2 separate regions of the Homo sapiens genome follow, and region 2 is linked to region 1. A link is a loop called in an ENCODE intact Hi-C map of the cell type or tissue named here. Cell type or tissue: GM12878. All regions are shown on one strand.

Region 1 (5,000 bases):
CAGTGAGCCGAGATTGCGCCACTGCACTCCAGCCTGGGCTACAGAGCGAGACTCCGTCTCGATTTAAAAAAATAAAATAAATAAATAAATAAATAATAAAATAAAAAATAAATCCTACCAGCTCTTTTTGGGGAACCAGCTCGGGGATTCTTGTGCCTCCACTGTCTGCCTTGCACTTGAGAACAAGTCCTGAAAATAAAGCCTTATCTAGGAAGTCCTCTTGGCCCCATATTAATTTCCATTACATGGAGAGCCAAGGAGCCTGTGGTCTGTAACATATGTATATACATTATGTGTATGTGGTATCTTCTTATCTCCAGAAAATATTGCCAAATTGCTTTATAAAATTCCTTGAGAGACCTCTATTCTAAATGGGTTTTGTGAAACAAGTAACTCAAAATTGAAGCTGTTGGAACTTTATATTTAAGGGAATGTGATTATGGGACCTGAGTCATGTAAACAGGCAGCTGCAACCTAGGCAACTGTAACCTTGTTTTTCTAATTACAGATTAGCCTTTTTTCTTACTTACATTATTTTGTAAAATGTAGTAAATGACTAAATTGAGCCAGGGAAGACTCCTTCCTCTTTTTTTTTTTTTTTTTTTTTTTTTTTGATACGGAGTCTTGCTCTGTCTCCCAGGCTGGAGTGCAGAGCCGCGATCTTGGCTCACTGCAACCTCCGCCTCCCGAGTTCAAGCAATTCTCCTGCCTCAGCCTCCCAAGTAGCTGAGATTACAGGCACATGCCACCATGCCCAGCTAATTTTTGTATTTTTAGTAGAGACGAGGTTTCACCATGTTGGCCAGGCTAGAACTTCCCTCTTTCCTCTCTCACAGAGACTTCATGACTATCATATTGTCTAGGATGAAATGTTAAACATACTCTTTTAAATTGGAAAGGCAACGAAAACTAGCTGTATGGAAATGAAAACAAACTGTAACTAACTAAATTGTTGCAATTTATAAACCAACCTTGTGTAGAAAATGTTATAATCCTGCTAAATTTCTTTGTTTTCTGCCTATATAAGCAAGGCCTTCACTTTTAACTGCAGAGCACTGACCCCGTTTCTCTGAAGTCCATGTTTGCTGAATGGCCATTTCCAGCTTTTTGCTTAAATACATGCTTTAAAACTGGTTTCTGATCCTTTTGATTAATTCAGATTGACAGTTGCAAAACATATACACTTACATGTTAAATTAAGTCTAGCCTAAAGCTGTCTTCTTACATATTCTAAGTTTGGCCCAACAGTTTCTACATATACATAGTGAACTGTAACCTAGCTGCATGTATAAACAGATTGTAACCTACTCTTGTGCCAATCACTGACTTTTGGCCAATCAAAGGCAGCCAACTGTTAATAAGGCAAACATCAGGATGTAACCAATCTGGCTGTTTCTGTACCTCATTTCCATTTCCTGTACATTTCTTTTCCTGTCTTTTTTTTCCACCACATGGCTATGCTGGAGCCTTTCTGAATCTATTCTGGTTCAGAGGCTGCCTGACTTGTGAGTTGTTCTTTGCTCAATTAATCTCTGTTAAATATAATTTGTCTAAGGTTTTTATTTTAACATATATAAATTAAATATTCCTAAAACTCTCAGAAATATAGGAACTAACCCAAATGCTTTCAGGTGTACGTGATTTCAGTAAATCTGTAAATGAGACAAGTATAATATTGTTGGTTTAATAAAAACAGCTGTGTTTTCAGAGTTATCAGCATTGAGTACCATGCTGAGCACACGTTTTGCTTCTACCTGGGCTTACTACTCAAATAAACTAATATATTTACCAATGTTTAAAATTATAGAATATACAGATTTGATTTTAATTAAACAGAATCATTATTCTGACAAAGTTTATAGCAACAGTAATTGTGTTTTATAATGTTTCTGCTTAGATGTAGTTTTCAGAATCTTTTTGGTAACTTGAAACCTTAACGGTATACTAAGTTAAATTAAATGGCAGGTATTCACTGAAAATCTAGATCACTTCTAAGTAGGATAAAATATTAACACATTAATTGCTGATCATAAGTTTATCTGCTTTTAGCTTCTTATTTTTTACAAATGCTAAAGACATTTGGGTTTGTTAAAAAGGATGTTCTTTTTGCCACATTGGGGAATCATACTAAGAAGAATTTGCATCTAGAAATTGTGAGATTGTATATTCACAAAATTTGCTAAAATGCCAAAAAATGCTGATATACAATAGGCAATTCACAGTTGTCTAATAGTTTTCTCTGGAAAATAAAGGATAATAAGAGTTGAAAATTATAATCAATCATATGTAAATTGAACTACTAGACATAATCAGGATGAAGGAAAAACCTCTGTGTGCAAAGTATTCAAGTAATGTAGAATGTGGTTTTGTTACAGGAAAAAGAGCAATTCTTTCCTAAAGGAGCTGTTTACTCATTATTCCTGAATGAGGAAGAGGAAAGGACCAAAACCTGAAAGGGAAGTATGGGGAAGACAGAGAAAGAGAATTTTATCTTGTGTGGTCATGTTGGCTAAGATTGAGTAGATTTACTGTGAGGTTTTTAAATGAGCTTTAATATTAACAGTGTACTGATGCAAAACCAGAGTTTCATTTTCTCTCTCTTAAAAAAACAACATTTTTTAGATTATCTTATTTCTGTTCTTAATAAGAGGTTGTAAAAGGTTTTTCTTTACCTTTTGAAAAATCTGCCTAGGAAACTACCACAGTCTGAATATTTGTGTCCCCGCAAAGTTCTTAGGGTGAAACCTAATCACCAATGTGATGATGTTAGAAGGTGGGGCCTATTGGGAGGTGACTAGATCATGAGAACAGAGCCTTTATGAATGAACGCCCTTGTAAAAGGGACCTCAGAGAGCTACCTTGCCCCTTCCACCACATAAGGACACTGCCAGAAAGCACTATCTATGAACCAGAACGTAGGCCCTCACCAGACACTAAATCTGCCTTGATCTGGGACTTTCCAGCCTCCACAACTGTGAGAAATTTGTTGTTTATAAGCTACCCAGTCTATGGTATTTTTTTGCAGCCCAAACAAACTGAAGAAACTAAGACAGAAACAAAGACTCTGTGTCTTATCAGAATAATTTCCTGTGTTTTTTTTGTTTTTGTTTTTGTTTTTGATTTTTTGTTGTTTGTTTTTTTGAGACAGGGTCTCACTCTGTCACCCAGGCTGGAGTGCAAGTGCGTGATCATGGCTCACTGCAGTCTCAACCTCCCAGTGATCCTCTCACCTCAGCCTCCCAAGTATCTGGGACTACAGGTGCGAGCCAACATGCCAGGATAATTTTTTTTTTATTTTTTGTAGAGACAAGGTCTCCCTAGGTTGCCCAGGCTGATCTCAAACTCTTGGGCTCAAGTGATTCTCCAACCTCGGTCTCCCAAAGTGCTGGGATTACAGGCATGAGCCACTACTCCTGGCCTTCCTGTGCTTTTTGTCTTTATCATGTCCTAGACTATTTAAGAGAACCAAGTCTTCTAAATATTAAAAGAGCTAAGTTTTGTTTCTCTTTTTGTTTCTTACAATTGTGTTGCTCCCTATATTTACTTTTGAAATCTCTTAGTGTCATATAGGTTAAATAAATAACTAAGAATTGTTTCACAGTGACCTGTAATGTTGGTTAATCAAGTACTCAAATCTTTTGACATTTCTGATAACTTTTGATATTTTGCCTTTCCAAAGCCAAATCCTAAATAAAATCCTGGTCTTGAACTGACCTGAAATTTCCCAGAGGGACGCTTGAAAATCTCAAAGGATTTGTTCTTACCTATAAAAAGATACATTAAACTAATTAGGTTTATTTGATAAGTTGAAGTCTATGGAAAGCGTTGTCAAATAAAAAGAGATGTTTAACTGTCCTTAGGTTACATTTGTATAGGTAAATGTTATGAATACAAATATTTCGGGAATTATATAAAGTTCCTAGAAATTTGTCAATGCCCTTGCTGGCATGATACATCTTTATGCTTCTTTGTCTGATGGTAGACAACAATGACAAAATATTATCAGTTATCATTTTGTTATTATTTTAATGTTTCATGCTACAGAAACAACAAAACTGCCTTGTCAACTGTGTCACAGTGAACTTTCAGCAGATCTTTAACTATGACTATTTTAAGCCTTTTGTCATTCAGATAGTAATTGTTATCTGATGTTTCTCTGAAAACTCTTGCAATCAGCTACTAGCAAAAATGCTTATTTTCAACATAAACAGATTGTCTCTGAGATCCATGGAAAGGACTATGACAGGTACCCTGGGGTACAGGCTTCTGGTGGCATTGCTTAAATAATTGAGATCATACCACTGGAATGAGTAAGGATTGCCAGAACTCTAGTGGAGCAGCTAATGGGTTCATTAACTGCTAACTCAATCAAGCAGAACAAGACTGAATTACATAGGACTGAATGATAAATGATTATAATTTGTATCGTTTTTTGTTTAGAACATTGCTAGTTTTTCAATCAATGTTCTGTTTTTCAGATACAAGGAACCCCTTTCTCTTTTCTCCTAAGCTATCTATAACTCACAATAATTTGGTAGATTTATACCTTTGTAAACAAACATGAAATATATCTTTTTTCTCTCTACTTGATTCCTCCAGAATTCAGAAGCTCTTATTGAATATTCCTATTTTCATAGCATTATAGCTATTTGCATAAGTTGAATAACAATCTGTTCTGCTTTTAACAGGACATAATTGGGAAACTTGGTTATGAAACCACCTTTGCAAAAATTATGACAGTGAGAAAATAATGACAGTGGAGGAGATCGGATCTAGCCAACCCCCCTCTTGCCTTTAGCATTTAAACTGCCAAACTAGCTTTGGGAGATATTTAGCTTATAGTTTAAATGATAGTAGCCCTTCTCCAAAATTCAAATGCCTTTCTAAAGAGACCACAAGGCTATGAGGAGGAAAGGAGCCTGAATTCAGCTAAGGTGTAGACATAAATGGTTGCCAGCTGTTATTCCAGAGGTCACAAGATATGCAGCTTCTCCAATTAT
Region 2 (5,000 bases), 71 kb before region 1:
CTATCAGATCTAAATCCTCTTTAGGAGCAGGCTTTACCGGCGAGTCAACTTTCACCTCGAAAGTCTCCATACAGTTTAACCTAACCTCTGGTATGACAGGCCTTCGAGCATCTGGAAACCCTTCCATAGCTGGGTTCTCGGGGATTTCACTATTGTCAGGCCTCGTAGCAGAGTTCTGTCTAGAACGTCCAGGGTCGTTTGGTCTTTGTGCGATATACGCAGCTTGGGTCGGAGGCTTCTCTATGTCACACCGATCTATGCACGACTTCCTACGATGTTCGTCTAATGTAAACAAAAGCGAGTCTGCATTCCCTATATCAAGAGATTTTTGTTTGAAAGAGCGTAGCTTTTTTTTCGGAATGCTTTCTTCTCTCACACAGTGGAGAAGGCTGTCTTGTAATGCACCCGTCTCTCTATATTCAGCCAGTTCTATTTCACCTGATCAAAACAGAAAAAGCTAGTACTATTTTACTTGGAGATTTCACCATTTTTTCCCCTCATCCTTGGGCATACAATTGGCATAAATCATCATCACAATCCCAGCTCCACCAGGAGGGAAAACGAACTTTCTGGCCAAGTTTTTGTAAGGTTCGTTCTAATTTCAAAAACTGGAAAATTTACGAATGAAAGAAACCAAAATGGCAGTTTAAGATCTGATTTCCAAAATCGGGCTTCGGGATAATTCCTCAGCTCTGTTCATTTGTGCATAGGAGAGGGGATCATTTTTTGGCTGAGGCAGATCTAGGAAACTGTATTCAAATCGTGTGGAAGAGAAGCAAACATTTTGCAACAAATCAAATCAAGCAATGGCTCTCAAAGACGATCATGACATTAATGATGTATCTGTCGATTCACGTATATATATAAATGTGTATATATATATACTGTTTGTGCATACATATATATAAATCAACGGTATTAAAATGTGTAGTAACATAATAAAATTAAGATTTCACCCCAAACAAACGGTAGAGTACAACATTTCTGCATAAAATTACTAAGAGAAAAAATTCATACTTCTCTGAACATTCATCTCAACCGGCTGATATTTCACCATTTTGCTGCCGCCTATTCTTTTCAATCTTGCAAAAAAAGTTTGAGACTCTTTATTGCAGGGTCCAGTAGGTGTATCATGAATATCAGATTCATCAAAAACACTATCTTCTTCTAATTGGGGAGAGAAAGTCAAAATTACACTTAAGAGGTTATTCTCTCTTAGGCTGTGTCTACACAAGCATTTCAATGAAAGCATTATGGAACAAGGTCTGGGTTAGTTTCTGCACCAGCCCAAGTCTAGCCATGGGTTGGTATTTCATCCAGGCATCAAATTCTCCATCTATTGGACAGAGCAAGCTGTTACAAGATTGCCCATCACTTTTCACATGACAATTGGCAGCATTTTTAAGGAGAGGCTTCTTGAGAGTCCAATAGCGCCTTTTTGGGAAACTTTTCCAGTGTGCTTAACACCAGATGACACATAGATGTCAGCTACTTTTTCCAGGAGCCTGTGACACTGCTTGGACTTGTCTGCTTTGCGTGGATTTTCAGGCTGATTTGGCGAAAGGAAATTAAACAAAATGAGTGGATCTTGGGCTTTCCAAAAAAGAAAAAAAAATCTGCCTTTATGGGATTTGGTAACTGGCATAGACACAGCCTAACAGTACATGCACCTTATACGGTGTGAATGCAAAATACTGTACTCTACATTTGATAATGAGACACGCAACACACAGAAAAAGCTTAGAAAAGCCACTTGTCATCTCAAAAGCTCCACGAATGATTATGGACTGAAAGAGTAAACAAAGGAAAAAGAAAACAGAAAATAACATTTCCTCCTATTAAAGTAAGACTCTTCTCTGAGGCGCTTACCACGTGTAACTATTACGGATCTCATGAATCCCAGAAAGAATCTTTGACACTTATGATCCCTAATCCTACATAAACAAACCGGTCACTTTGAGTGCCTGTTGAACTTGTTTCTACGTCCTCCCTTCTACACCCATGTGGCCATTTTTAAATCCAAGATAAACCCCAAAATATGTTAATGAGGAAAGAGTTCATATGTTGCAACCCATAAAGTTTACTTAACCAATTTTCTTCTTTCGTCCTTTTGAAAGGCCAAAGCCACGTACAAAGTGGCAACAGAAAAGGCTACTAAAATGCATTTAATAGCATCATAATGAGTTTACCTACTATTCAAGTTGAATATCACTGAACTCATAATGTTTGGCCTGTATTTACATCTACCTATATGACAAATGAGGCTCAGGTGCGATTATGATTATTCAAGGTTTTTTTTAGCATAAGGGCAGTATATACATCAAGTTTTAAGGACTGACCCTGTTCTAATGCACAAAATTCTACAAGTAAATGAAACTTGAAGTAGTAAATTTTAGATGAAATAACCATACTAAACTTTTTAATTAAATAAAAATAAATGTTAATCAAAATGAATTTGTTTTTAAACCCAGTGAACTTCCACAAAGATGGGAATGCCTATCAAATTCCCATGTTTCTGGGGAAACGCAACACAATAATCTGTTTTACTTCTCTATTTCCTTTTTGGAAAAATATCCTTTGAAAAATGCAGTTTTTCCAACCAATAGTTACGTGACTTGCATTACATAACTTTGAAACAATTTTCAAAATGCATTGAACACTCAAGACTGAAAGACCACAAGATGGCGCCTCCCATCCAGAAAGGTTCATCAGGGTTTGGCCCAAACACTAAGCCCACGCTGAAAACATCCATAGCTTAACAGATCTCCCCAATTTGCCAGAGACTAAACCCTAAACTGGTAGACAAGATATTCTTTAGGAGGGATCTGAATGGTACCAGAACTTAAAGAACCTAGTTCTCGAGTTCCGTCTGTAGCCAAACTAGATTTTTGGAACTTTCAGCAATAACAAACAGGAACACTGGTACAATTTATACTTTTGAGGTATCTCCAGAGCAGTCCTACTAAAACAGACTCTACTAACCTCATAAAGGGTCAGTGGACACTTGGTTTTTTCCAAAGACTAGATTAAATGATGTCAATTTAAAATCTAGTCAGCCGTGACTTACACTAAAAACTAAAAATATACACCCTGGTTCTTCGTGTCTCACCTGAAAACAGGCTGCAATTTTACCCTAGCTAAAGTTGCATTCTACTGCCCCTTTTAGAAAAAGGTAGCAATAGAAAAAGTGTTGATAATGGAGATAGCTTACACCTATGCAGCAAAAATGTTTCATTTCCCTTGCCTTGAATCACTTTGTATTAAATTAAAAGTCTAGGAAAAAGCACTTCAGCAAACTTAGACTCCATTGAAACTCTATGAGCGCAAAGACCAGGGCAAACTAGAGACCTACAAAGAATGGCTCCACTGTGTGCCAACCAAGACTTATTTTATAGCCCAAAAACGAGATGCTTCTAACACGTAAGAAAAGGCTTACAAAGGCTCCTGATTCAAACAGCAGAAAATATCTTACAAAATATTATTTCTTATGATACAGGCTTTGGAAGCACATCATTTATTCCTCTTGAATGCTCAATTTCAAAGTTAAAGCAGCAACATTCATGGAAAGTTGGAAAATTAAGAAAGTGATTTTTTTTTTTACTCCAGAATGATATCTGGGAACACTCTTCTATCTCCTAAGAAAACATTGTCCAGAAATCTATTATGTATTGAAGCTAGGTTTGGGATAGAATTTAGATATGTACCTTTTTCTTTTTCGCTGTATCTGCTTATGTTACTGTTGTCACTGTACAAAGGTCCTGCCGTGGCATGGGGCTTGCAGCTATGATACTGCGCATTGAGTGTATTGACTGTTATGTGAATCAGATGCAGCAGGATCTTGCTGATATCACAGTCTCGGTATGGATACTGCCCAATGAAACGAGAGAGAAAAAGATAAATGGTTATTTTAGAGGGTAAGCTTTTCCACCTGATCTTGCTGGATACTTTTTGCAGTATCTCTTGGGGATAAATATATATATGAGAGAGAGAGAGAAGTAGAAACAAATTCTGCTCATGGCCTTATTTATTTGTTTAGTTAGAGACAGGGTCTCACTCTGTCACCCAGGTTGGAGTGCTGTGGCGTGATCATAGCAGCCTACCGGGCTCAGGTGATCCTCCCACCTCAGCCTCCCAAGTAGGTGGGACCAGGCACGTGCAACCATGCTTGGCTAATTTTTTGTAGAGATGGGATTTCACCATGTTGCTCAGGCTGGGCTCGAACTCCCGGAGTCAGGCAACCTACCCACCTCGGCCTCCCATAAGTGCTGGGATTACAGCAGTGAGCCACCACGCCCTCCCCCATGGCCTTATTTTTACAAGGGACCATATTCATTTCCTCCTTCACCAAACCACTGACAGCAATGCATGCCAGTTCATAGTTACATTTCTTTTCAAGAAAATTATCTGGCATAAACCTTTAGTGGATGAATACAATTTCAGATATCTTTTGTTTTCTGAAATAATAATACTTAGACAAAATACAAGACTGAGTATAAACAGAGGTTCTTGATCAGTAGCCTACCATTTATCATTCTTTGTTTTAAACATTTTTAGAGCATATATTAACAGGGCCTCCCATTTCTATTTTCATTTCAATAGCTCTTTGGTTCTTAACAGTAATTGCATATCCTGATCTTCCTTCTGAAGGTCAAACTTCTACAAAATTTTCAACTAAAGACTCAGGTGTTCTCCTAATGCTATATGCTCTCTAAGAGAACCATTGCATCCAAAACAGCAGTGACCACCCAGCTCACCTTGTAAAGGATGACAAGCAAGGCCTTCAACCACATCTGCCGGATGTGAGGCTTTAGGGACCAGAGGGAGCAACGAGGCGGCTGTTGGAAATAATGCCGGAGTTGAGGACAAGAGCAGTATTTGAGCACCTGAACCACTAAGGGGAGAAGGTGTTTTCCCAAGTTAATGTTATAGTCCATAACCTGAAATAGAAAAAATATTAATAACTGATGGAAAACTACAAAGAACACTCAGAGGTCAAAAGG

What was found. Peaks named below come from ENCODE experiments on the same cell type or tissue, not always from the same donor. Only the 100,000 strongest peaks of a DNase experiment are listed, where the experiment ranks them.
Region 2: a loop joins it to region 1, with 2.6 times the contacts of the local background. A loop is called at or near these places in 3 of 110 quality-filtered maps.

The regions. Positions count from the first base shown.
Region 1 is chr14:93,546,128-93,551,127 of GRCh38, reverse strand. The region is part of intron 14 of UNC79 (unc-79 subunit of NALCN channel complex); the gene reads right to left. Among named protein-coding and RNA genes, the nearest start is that of UNC79, 120 kb to the right of the region's middle. In GM12878, no CTCF peak of the experiment used is centred here; a DNase peak (open chromatin) is centred at 2,877; H3K27ac peaks cover 963 bases.
Region 2 is chr14:93,617,059-93,622,058 of GRCh38, reverse strand. It overlaps UNC79 (unc-79 subunit of NALCN channel complex), which reads right to left. Exons shown (of 52, transcript NM_001395159.1): 29 at 4,755-4,937; 30 at 3,705-3,867; 31 at 1,018-1,167; 32 at 1-438. Among named protein-coding and RNA genes, the nearest start is that of PRIMA1, 170 kb to the left of the region's middle. In GM12878, a CTCF peak has its summit at 2,674 (motif pointing right); a DNase peak (open chromatin) is centred at 2,698.